2 separate regions of the Homo sapiens genome follow, and region 2 is linked to region 1. A link is a contact called in ENCODE Hi-C data. All regions are on one chromosome and are shown on one strand. The core of a region is the stretch at or near the end of the contact, and the rest is flanking DNA. Distances in the headings are between cores, read along the strand shown. Region 1 holds the start of TPRKB (TP53RK binding protein). Region 2 holds the start of POLE4 (DNA polymerase epsilon 4, accessory subunit).

The links. A loop is a pair of places that touch in the nucleus more often than their neighbours do. Pooled maps may share reads with other maps.
Region 2: a map of B cell shows a loop between it and region 1 (28-fold over the local background). The contact joins the promoter of POLE4 here to the promoter of TPRKB in region 1. A Hi-C loop is called at or near these places in 1 of 168 maps with a recorded cell type or tissue (B cell), 1 of 37 single-sample maps with no recorded cell type and 10 of 50 pooled maps.

Annotation. Positions count from the first base shown.
Region 1 is chr2:73,735,048-73,740,867 of GRCh38, forward strand. It overlaps TPRKB (TP53RK binding protein), which reads right to left and starts at 2,298. Exons shown (of 5, transcript NM_016058.5): 1 at 2,255-2,298. RefSeq lists enhancers at 2,560-2,639, 2,680-2,739.
Region 2 is chr2:74,954,988-74,960,807 of GRCh38, forward strand. POLE4 (DNA polymerase epsilon 4, accessory subunit) reads left to right here and starts at 3,656. Exons shown (of 4, transcript NM_019896.4): 1 at 3,656-3,905; 2 at 4,354-4,438; 3 at 5,118-5,159. The coding sequence starts at 3,693. It overlaps LOC105374809 (a long non-coding RNA gene), which reads right to left and starts at 3,892. Exons shown (of 5, transcript NR_187884.1): 1 at 3,745-3,892. RefSeq lists enhancers at 3,242-3,742, 3,743-4,243 and silencers at 3,535-3,794, 3,865-4,104.

The DNA of each region.
Region 1 (5,820 bases), core at 1,048-3,547:
GCTGGGTGCAGTGGCTCATGCCTGTAATCTCAGCACTCTGGGAGGCCGAGGCGAGCAGATCACCTGAGGTTGGGAGTTCGAGACCAGCCTGACCAACATGGAGAAACCCCGTCTCTACTAAAAATGCCAAAAAAATTAGCCAGGCATGGTGGCGCATGCCTGTAATCCCAGCTACTCAGGAGGCTGAGGCAGAAGAATCGCTTGAACCTGGGAGGCAGAGGTTGCAGTGAGCCGAGATCATACCATTGCACCCCAGCCTGGGCAACAAGAGTGAAACTCCGTCTCAAAAAAAAAAAAGAATAGGGGGAAGGGATAGCATTAGGAGATATACCTAATGTAAACGATGAGTTAATGGGTGCAGCATACAAACATGGCACATGTATACAGATGTAACAAACCTGCACGTTGTGCACATGTACCCTAGAACTTAAAGTATAAAAATAAAAAAAAAGGATAAAGTATCCCACTTGACCCAAAGATATTCATTCCACGCATGGAAATTAAGCAGAGAGGGTACAATTATTAAATAATCAATGTCGCTCCTTTCTTGGACATAAGCTTAACAAGAAAAGGATAGGTTATTATATATAAAGACATAAAAGAAACATAAAAGACAACTTGAATAACCAGAAAGACATGACCATATCTTTGAATGGAAAAACTATGTATTGCAAAAATTTCTTTAAAACAATTTCTATCAAATTCTTAATAAAATATTTTGGTGGGGCAATTTGAGACTCATTTTATCCTTTTACCTGGCAGATTATATTTCTAGAACTCTTTCTGATGGAAGTCATTAGGAATCCAATAATTATATAAGATGTTCCTCTCATTATTTTAACAGTAAAAAGTTGCAAATAACCTATCTAGCTAATGATGGGATTAGTTGTTATTTAACAACCATTAAAACATGTGGTCTTGACGGTGTGTAAAAACGGCAATAAATAACATTAAGTAAGTAAAAACATCTGAATGGAAAACAAAACACAAACTGGCCAAAATGTGGGTTTTTTAAAAGGCTTTTAAACAAATATTAAAAAGAAAATACACCAAAAAGTTAATGTTATCTCTTATTTAGAATTAATTTGACTTTTTCTGTTACAAACAGAAAAAAATATATTTGTGAACGATATCCTGGCACACAGTTCAATCATTAGTCATGCTAAGGTGGAAAAAATGGATACAGAAAGACATAATCAGTAGGATCCCAATTATATAAAAAGATACACATATTTTTTTAAAATACATGAAAGAAACACTAAAATATGACCATCTTGGGTAGTGAGGTTATGAGGTGATTTTTATTGTCCTTTATATAAAAGAAAATATTTTGTTATGTATGTTCTGAATTTTCTACAGTAAGCACACAAAACATGAGTACACATAATAAGAAAGGAAAAAAACGTGCTTTTTAACACTGAGTGGGGGGAAGAACCCTTAGAAAACTTCAAAATAGTTTGTTCTTGTTTAGCGTAATTTACTCACTCAGGTCAGAAACTTGGAATCATCGTTGAGACCCAACCTGTCACTCAAATCCTATATCTAATCCGTAAAGTCCTGAATTTTCACCTGCTAAATATACTTTTGATTCGTCCACTTCTCTCCCATACGCTAGGTCACATCGCTCATCTACAGCAGTAGCCTTCTGAGTGGTTTCTCACAATTCCTGCCCTCCTATAATCCAGTCGTCACCAGCAGTTACAGTGATCCTTTCAAAATGTACATCAGATCTTGTCATTCTGCTGCTCTTATGATAAAGCCCCAACTTTGTGTCACGGTGTTCCACACTCTACGATCTGGTCCCTGCCTCTCCTCTTCTGCTACCGCCGCAATGGCCTTCTCTAAGCTCAAGTCACCAACCTTTCTCCCCGATTCTGCCCTATCGGACAGGTAGTTCCCTCTCTCCTTTCATCTCCGCCTGACGCACTCCTCCCTCCCTTCAACTCCATTTGGAGTCCATTTACTACAGCGCCCAGAACCCCGGCACTACGGCTCTTTTTAGTCTGAGGACTAGCTCCTTTTTGGGCCCAATCACAACTCTGAAGAATCCTGCGCCTATCCGCTGCATGTCTCCTCACTAAACTATTTCTTGAGGGGACAGCCTGACTCTATCATTCTCGTGCTGCATTCCCAGGGGCTGGCCTCGTTGCCGCTTGAGAAATACCAACCGCAGCCGTTGTCCCAAAGACACTACTAAAACTGCCCGGACCCTCCCGCTCCCGAGCCTGCCCGTTAGAGCGCAAGGAAAACTCACCATCCGGCCCCCAGTGCGTCTCGGAAGAGCTCCCGCTCCGAAACAAAGCTCACAACTTCCGGAAGCGATGGCCAATCCCCGTCTTCTTCGAGCCAGTTTCCGGATAGGCCGGCTCGGGGTGGCCATCTGTTTCCGGGTCCTGGTAGGAGGGGTGCTTCCGCCCATGGTCCCGCCCATTCTTCCGCCTCCCCAACCTGGGTCCCGTCAACGGACGCGAAGGAGAACAGGGGCTGTATATCACTTCCGGCGAAGGAAATGGAAGAATCTATGGGCTGGGACCGGAAGCTGGGGTCTGGTTTTGAGTCTCGGCTTTGTCTTAACCTGTGTTGGGCGTTGCACCGGGCGACCTCAGTTTCTTCCTGTACAAGGAAAAGTACTGACCAAAATGAGTTCTACATACATTTCCGCTGCTGGAGATTTCTTTGGTTTTTGAGACAGAGTCTTGCTCTGTTACTCAGGCTGGAGTGCTGTGGTGCAATCTCGGCTCACTGCAACCTCCGCGTCCCGGTTCAAGCCATTCTCCTGCCTCAGCCTCCCGAGCAGCTGGGACTACAGGCACCCGCCACCACGCCCCGCTAATTTTTTGTATTTTTAGTAGAGACGGGGTTTCACCGTGTTAGCTAGGATGGTCTGGATCACCTGACCTCGTGATCCACCCGCCTTGGCCTCCCAAGGAGCTGGGATTAGTTCTTTTTCTGGGCCATGTCTCCTGTGACACTTTGGACTTTTGAGTTTAATGCTGGAACAAGTTAAAATTTTGGTAGGTGATTGGGAAGGCATGATTATGTTTTGCAATGTCAGAAGGACATGAGATTTGGGGGTCCAGGGATGGATTGAATATATGTCCCTGCCAAATCTCATGTTGAATTGTCCCCATTTTTGGAGGTGGGACCTGATGGGAGGTGTTTGGGTCATGGAAGTGGATCTCTCATGGCTTGGTGTCTTTGCAATAGTGAGTGAGTGCCAGGAAGATGTGGTTATTTAGAAGTGTGTGGCACCCTCCAACACAGTCTCTTGGTCCAGTTCTCACCATGTGATGTGCCTGCTCTCTCTTCTCCTTCTGCCAATAGTAAAAGCTCCCTGGGGCCTCCTCAGAGGCCAAACAGATGGTGGTACTATGCTTCCTGTACAGCCTGCAGAAACATGAGCCAATTTAACCTCGTTTCTATATAAATTACCCAGTCTCAGGTATTTCTTTGTGGCAATGCAACAGCCTAATTGCAGGGGGCAGGGGCAGGGGGAAGAGGTGGGGAGGCATGACACACTGGGCTAAAACATGAAGAACATTCGGCCAGGTGCGGTGGCTCACGCCTGTAATCCCAACACTTTGGGAGGCCGAGGCAGGCAGATCACCTGAAGTCGGGAGTTCGAGACCAGCTTGACCAACGTGGAGAAACCCCGTCTCTACTAAAAAATAAAAAATTAGCCAGGCATGGTGGCTCATGCCTGTAATGCCAGCTACTCAAGAGACTGAGGCAGGAGAATCACGTGATCTGGGGAGGCAGAGGTTGCCATGAGCTGAGATCGCGCCATTGCACTCCAGCCTGGGCAACAAGAGTGAAACTCCCTCTCAAAAAAAAATAAATAAATAAAAATTAAAATTAAAAAAAATATATATATATATATATACATATATATATGAAGGACATTCTATTTCTGGGAGACACTGGAACAGGGCCCTGGCTGGTCTGGTTAGTCTCTCTCTATCACAGGATGCTACATTCCCAGCACATTCTACAGTTATCCTAGAGAACCACAAGTGAGAAAGGAGAGAGAACTAAATTGGTCCAAGGCCACCTGGAGAACTGTCCTGCAGTCTATGCCCTTAACCCAGATTATACCCTTTAGCAAAGCTAGTCCGTTTCATATGCCCACCAACCTCCTAGTATCTGGAGGCGGAAGTTTGTCTTATCAGATCGATGTAACACCTTCACAGACACAATGTCAGTACAACATTGTTGAGCCATAGCCAGAATACATTTTACTAGGCCCAGGAGGACTACATCACAAACAGGTTGATCAGGTCTGTCTGGAGCATCAACCTAGTCCAGGATCCAGTGATCCAGGTAAGAACATAATAGGTCAAAGGTGCCAGCCCACCAAGATCTTATTAGTTGTCATGATGTTTTGCCACCTTAGGCCAATTAAGTCTACCTCCCTCCCATGTGGCAGATGTTAGATCCTCACTCAGTAAGCCAGGGCTCAGGTTCTGTTGATATTCACTGTGCCACTATAATACTGGTAGAGTTTACTACTGGCAGGACGAGAAGGTTGCTGTAGCCTGTGACATAATGGGGTCTGGGATGACAGATCCAGCACTTTCCTATGGTAGCCACAGCTTGGGAGAGCCTAACAAACGCGTTATGCTTCTAGGCCTCTGCAGTCACGTCCTTGTGGAAAAAGCAGACTGACAGGTTAGTGCCCTGCCCCTTACACTTCCTGCATCCTCGGGTATTCCCTACCTATGTGATAGAGGTTGAGCTGAGTGTAGTGTCCCAGTCTGACTGCTGCAGTCCCGAGAGTACCCATTCCGCTTGTTGCATGACCCAGGCCTTTTGGCTTCAGTCGTCCAGTCCGGGAAGGTTTGTCTTGTACAAACTCGACATGTCTGATAAGGTTACCTACCTGAATGGAAGGATCAGGTGTTCCTGGTGCCACTAAGCCTAGCACCCTGATACTCCTTGGTCCTGTCCTGTATCCCTGTGGATTTCATAGAAGAGAGGCACCCGGGGGACGTATCACCTCTAGATCAGAGTCAGAGGGGCCTGTCGGGTGCTCTGGCAGCTTGAACCACCGGCCACCTACAGGATGTGCACTCTAAATGGAAAAAGAAAAGACAATGGTTGGGAACACTGAGATTGGAATTTCACAGGTGCAGCCTCATCAGGCAGTCACCTGGTCCACCTCTATCCACATCAAGCTCAGCGTTTTTCAAGATGTGTGCAGTGCTGTGTTTCCCTTGATTGGAGAACAGTGCTTAGTGTCCACACTGCCCTAGTCAGGTTGAGGTGCCACCCCACTAACAGGCTGTCCTGATGTCCTTTATTCAGTTGCTTTGTGAGTTGACTGGTCCATCATTCAATGGCTCCATTGGCCTGTGGATGACAGAGTGCATGGAAAACCCACTGTATTGCATGAGTGTGCCCACTGTCATGTTGCTTGGGCAGTGAGGATTTTCCTTGGTCAGAGTGAAGTCCCATGGGGTATCCAAAAACATAAGTCCTCTCAAGGGCAGCTGTGGTAGTCAGAGCATCCACATGAGTGGCATATAGAGTCCCTTCCAACAGCAAGCTGTTGCCATAGCCCTTGTCCCCACACATGGAATCTTTTAATAGTCCAATCACTGCTGCCATTCCCCTGACCAGATGGCTAGGCTGTTGGCAATGGCCCATGAGTCAGTAAAAATGTGGCAAGATATGGTGGTAGGTGGGAGGGGATGTGCCCCACTGTTATGGCTCAAATCCTTAGCTGTTAGGGGTCATAGCCCCTCTGGTGGCAGTGACATTCTGTGCCACAAGCCACCAAAATGTCAATGCCTATAAAGCACTCAGTGGTGGGAACCATGG
Region 2 (5,820 bases), core at 2,406-4,905, 1.2 Mb after region 1:
ATCCTATATGGTCTTAAAAGGGGAGACATGAATAATCCACCCCTTGTTTAGCAGATAATCAAGAAATAACCACAAAAATGGGCAACCAGCAGCCCTCAGGGCTGCCCAGCCAATGGAGCAACCATTCTTTTATTCCTTTACTTTCCTAATAAACTTGCTTTCACTTTACTTTATGGACTTGCCCTGAATTCTTTCTTGTGTGAGATTCAAGAACTCTCGCTTGGGGTCTGGATCAGAACCCCTTTCCTGTAACATTTTTCTGGTGACCACGAAAGGACTCTAGCAAGGAAACCCCTGACCCAAAGGCTAACTTTGGGTAAGTGGTGGGGTCCAGTAACACCCCCACCATTGTCAACTGTCTTATGTTAATTCAGAATTTAGGTCAATTTAGTACTTAGCTACTTTGCGATTGCTGGAGTATAGCTCTTGTGAGGTGTTCTTGTGCACTGTGACACAAGAATCTGGTCATGCTTTTATGAATTTTGTGTGGAGCTTTCCATGAGTGAGAGTGTCCATAAATGTAATCTGAAAAGAACCCAGGACTGAGGCCCTAATGGCTGCTCTGGTTCAATTTTCAGCAACTCATATCCTCTTCTGCAGATTTTAATTCTGGGCCAAGACTCTTATTCTGCTATAGTGGAGTGTCTCTGTGCTAATTCAGGGTTGGGGCTCATTACATGATACCCCAAAGTATGGTACTTTGGAATGCTGAGTACTTTGAACTGAAGAAAATTGGAAAGGCCTCAGAAGCAAGGTCTTTCTGAACTTCTCCTGTCCTGTTTTCCACTGTAAGCAGTAGAAGTTATTACAGTTACTGGCAGCAAATTGCAGCAACCTCGATTCTTGTCTCCTCAGAAGATGTCGACTGAGGGGCATAAGGCAAAAGAAGAGACTGAGGCAAGTTTTAAAGCAGGAGTGAAAATTTCTTAAAAAGCTTTAGAGCAAGAACGAAAGGAAGGAAAGTACACTGAGAAGAGGCCCAAGTGGGTGACTTGAAGGACAAGTGCAAGGTTTGACCTTTTGACTTGGGTTTTTATGTGTTGGCATACTTCTGGGGTCTTGCATCCCTTCTACCCTGATTCTTCCCTTGGGGTGGGTTGTCGAAATGCACAGTAGCCTGCTAGCGCTGGGGAGGGGAGCAAGTGCAGTGTATTTATTGAAGTTGTAAGCATGCTCACCTGAGGCGTTCTTCCCTTTTTCAGTAGAATGCCCCCAGAAGGTCATATATCAGTTAAATTCCACCATTTTGCCTCTTAGTGTGCATGCGTGAGCCCGCTCGCCCAACTCCTGAGATCTCATCAGGAAGCTCCTGATCATCAGTTTCAGGGTTTTTCTATCTATAGGGAAACTGCCTTTCCCTGGCGCTGGCTATGAGCAATTATTATTTTAGAGAGGCGGTGTGACCACTGTCTGACCATCACCTGATGATCTTCTGACATTCCTGGTGGAGCGTGGGGGCCCTATCCTGCCCTGTTCGTGTCTGACTAGCTACCCACTGTAACATCACCACTCTTCGCAGTGAGTCATGGAAACCAGAATTCCTCTTTCCCAACGCAGGTCATAGAAACTAGAATTCTCCTTCCTCCAAGCAAGTCGTAAAACCTAGAAAGGTTATTTTCTGCCTTCTCCCTTGAAGACCCTCATTCCAGAAGGGTCCTGCCCTAATACCAGAAGGAATGCTACACAGGGAGGCCAAGAAGAATATGAACAGACAGGCCTTGCTGGGTTTCCCCATTCAGTCTATTACCATTAGACTATTATCATTCCCTTTTTGTCCAATCCCATTTCTTTTTCTTTTTAAGACACAGGGTCTCTCTCTGTCGCCCAGGCTGGAGTGCAGTGGTGCAATCATTGCTCACTGTAACCTTGAACTCCTGGGCTCAAGCAACTCTCCCACCTCAGCCTCCCAAGTAGCTAGGACTATAGGATCACAATACCCAGCTAATTTGTGTGTGTGTGTGTGTGTGTGTGTGTGTGTGTGTGTGTGTGTGTAGAAATGGGGTCTCCATCTGTTGCCCAGGCTGGTCTCAAACTCCTGGGCTCAGGCGGTCCTCCTGCCTTGGCTTCCCAAAGTGTTGGGATTACAAGTGTGACCCACCGTACCAGGCCTCTAATCACATTTCTACACAGCGATCCCTTCTTCATATAACCTAAGCATAAAAATAGTTTCCTCTAGGTCTCATGGTCTGCATTTTTGGACTCTCATGTCATGTAAAACTTTGATTAGACTTGTTAGGCTTTTTGTGTGTGTTATAGGAGTGTCAGCTGTGACCCTTAAAATGGGTAAAGAAAGGTTTCACACCTTTCCACTCCTACACCAGTCAGAGTTTACTACATAATTTTGGAACTGAGTGATTTCAGATGTGTTTAATTCAGCTTCATCTTGGCTTCACCACATTCTGCCCTGTGTATGCGACTCAGTAACCACTCTGCACCTCAATTTTTTCAAATAAGGTTTGAAAAAGAAGGTTATAATATTTACCTCAATAGGGTATTGTGAAAATTACAGAAGTTATGATTTACATAAATCTAAAACACTTTGAATCATGCACATAGTAAATGTTTAAAGGTGTTCACTATTATTATGATTGACTTAGATTAAACCTATTTTAAATATTAACTGTTCCTCTACGCTATCAGACCTCCAAGTGTGGTGTGGGGATTCATGGGGGTGGGAATTTTCTGGAGACCCTTTTCAGGAGTCCATGAGGCCAAAATTATTTTCTTAATACTACTATGAGGTTGCCTTTTTCATTCACATTCTCTCAAGATGTAGTAGTTTTTTAAGAGCTACCTGAGAAGTGCTAACGTTAGCAACAGAAGCAGCTAGAGAATCCAGTTCTCACATGAAATCAGACATTAGAGACTTTTCTTACTAGATTTAAAAAAAATTACTTGTCATAAAAATGTTGTTTGTTAGCTGGTAACGCATTAGTAATTTTAAATCAATATTTTAAAACTTTAATTCTAATATAGTAAGTATTGATATAACTGACAGAAACAAAAGCTCCCTGGGCTCTTTAACAATCTTTAAGACCGTAAAGGGATCTTGAGGTCAAATTTGAGAACCAAAGCTGTGATGCAACCTCTTTTTGAACAAACGTGGATGCCTCACCACCACAATTTCATCTTTTCTAGCCTCCATGACTTTTTCTTGTTTCCTCTGGCTGGGCTGAATTTCTTCATTTCTGCCTGCCAAAAGCCCTACCCCTCCTTCAAGAGCATCTATAACTGGTTATCCTTGAATTTGGTCCAGATTTCGCTGCCTCCTTGGCACCCTCTTCCACGATGCTGGGCCCTCCAGGGCCGGGCCTCCCTCGGACACGTGCCCTCGTTAGCCTTGGAATATGCACACTCTGTTTTGACGGAGACTCTCTTGCGAGCCTGGTCTAGATTTCTCCCCTCACCAGCCAGGCACAGGCACCAATGGGAGGTGCCTGGGCTCCACAGGCCCGTCGGGGCCAGAGGGTCGCCGGTAGCGTCAACCAAGTGCACGACAGCCCACGGGTGGCTAGGCGCGTGGGAAGAGCCGGAGCCCGACCCCCGCCCACCCGGTTTCCTGGCAGCGCACTGCCGCGTAGGGGCGGAGCCGCGCGCCTACACAGGGTGTGGCCTCCAGCCCGCGCGGGAAAGGGCCTGCGCCGCATGCGCGCGCACAGTCGGCGGCCGCGCGCAGCACGCTCAAGGCCGGGATGGCGGCGGCGGCGGCGGCAGGAAGCGGGACGCCCCGAGAGGAGGAGGGACCTGCTGGGGAGGCAGCGGCCTCGCAGCCCCAGGCCCCAACGAGTGTGCCTGGGGCTCGTCTCTCGAGGTTGCCTCTGGCGCGAGTGAAGGCCTTGGTGAAGGCAGATCCCGACGTGACGCTAGCGGGACAGGAAGCCATCTTCATTCTGGCACGAGCCGCGGTGCGCCTGCAGCGCGAGGGCATGCGGGAGTGGGGGAGGTGGAGTGTGGGGCGGGGCCTCGGGGCCTCCCGCGGGCGGGGCTTAGGGCGGCGTGGCCCGGGTTTTGAGATGTGGGCGTGGACCCGGAAGGCGGAGGAAAGGGGCCGGGGACCTGTGCGAGTTTTGTTAACACTCCTCCCTCTTGTTGAGGACCTGGATAGTGAGTGACTTTAATTTGTATCTCCAGGGCCTCGTACAGAACTTGTAGGAGTCTTTAGTGAATGAGGGAGAATACTGGGAAGAGGGTAGCGGAATGGATCTTCATGAAGTCCAGGACAATCTTAGCTTCCAGAACATTTTCTTGCCCCGAGCCTTTCTTCTCCCTTTCTGCCCCCACCCACAAACCGGAGCCCTCACCTCCTCAGTGTGTTAGAACCCATTACTAAAACTTTGCTTTTTTACTTCACAGGAACTGTTTGTGGAGACCATTGCAAAAGATGCCTACTGTTGCGCTCAGCAGGGAAAAAGGAAAACCCTTCAGAGGAGAGACTTGGGTAGAGTGGCACTGCAGTGTCTGGGGACAGACAAGGGAGGGCTGGGCTGGTTTCCCCTTGTGCAGGTTGAGAAGACGTCACTCTGATCTGAGAGGTGCCACAGCGTCTCTCCCCAGGATGGTTTCTGTTGGCCACAGTGCCAGGAAGCCCTACCTGTAGAGGCTGTCTGCTTGGGGTGGCGGGGCAGTGTGTGAAGGTGTCTGGGGTTGCCGTAGCGGACTGGATCCCTTCATACCTTCTGCCAAATTGCACCAGAAAAAGATATTTCTTTTTCACCTAGCAACTGGGGATTTGATTTCTGACTCTTGTCTGGCTGGGAACCCTCACCTGGGTAAGATTTCGTATACCGTATTCTCATGCGCCCTGCGTCTATTGCCACGTTCTTCTCTGACAACTTTAAGAGCAAAGCGAATAAATAATTTAGGGGTAATTTAGGAGGCCCCCAACCCCCGCGTTGAATGGTATTTGCCTATGCTTTTCTTAACTCTTCTAGGGAGACAGCTAATATATATAAGAGTTGCTGGTAGAGTAGATATGGATCTCAAGGCAGCAAGGGACGCATCTTATAAATGCCCTCATTTGCCCAAAGCCTCATGCCCTTCACTGCAGATTGTGCTGTTTTCTGACTGAGGTCAGCATGGCTGAAGTTAGTCAGGTGTCTCTTTTCCTTGTGTTTCAGATAATGCAATAGAAGCTGTGGATGAATTTGCTTTTCTGGAAGGTGAGTTCCCTCTCAGTGGGCAATCATTTCCGCCTGTCTTTTGCATGTTGATGTGAAATTCAAAATCTCATAAAACGGATGCCTGCTTCTTGTTTGTGTAGGGATAATTCTCCGCACTTGCTATTAGGATAGAAAAAAGTAACTTGCTAAACCTAGTGAGGTTCAGTTTTCTCCCTTGGGGAATTAAAATTTCTACCTGAAAATTGCTAACCATAAAGAAATAGGAGGGAATATAAAGATCCCAGTGGAGTTAGATGAATTCGAAAGTTCGATTCCTACTTTGATCGCCATCCCTAAATGTCAGGCTTGCCCCCCCTCATCATGTTACAGATCAGAAACAATTGTTAACATTTAAAGGGTCACCGCTTGTTCTTTTTTCTTCAACAATCTGTGTGAAGTGATTATTTTGCTGCAATAAGACTTGTACTTGTCTGTATTTTTAGGAGTCATGGATTAACTTGTGTACTAACTAAATTTTGTCATTAAAAAAGAAAATATTTGAAATACCTAATTTTAGCTACCTAGCCTCAGAGCGATTTCTGCTACTTAATTCTTCAGTCTGATCAGCTTACTCTTCACTACACGTATGTAGTCATGTGCTGCGTAATAACTTTTTGGTCAGCCATGGACTGCTCACATGAGGGTGGTCCCATCAGATTAT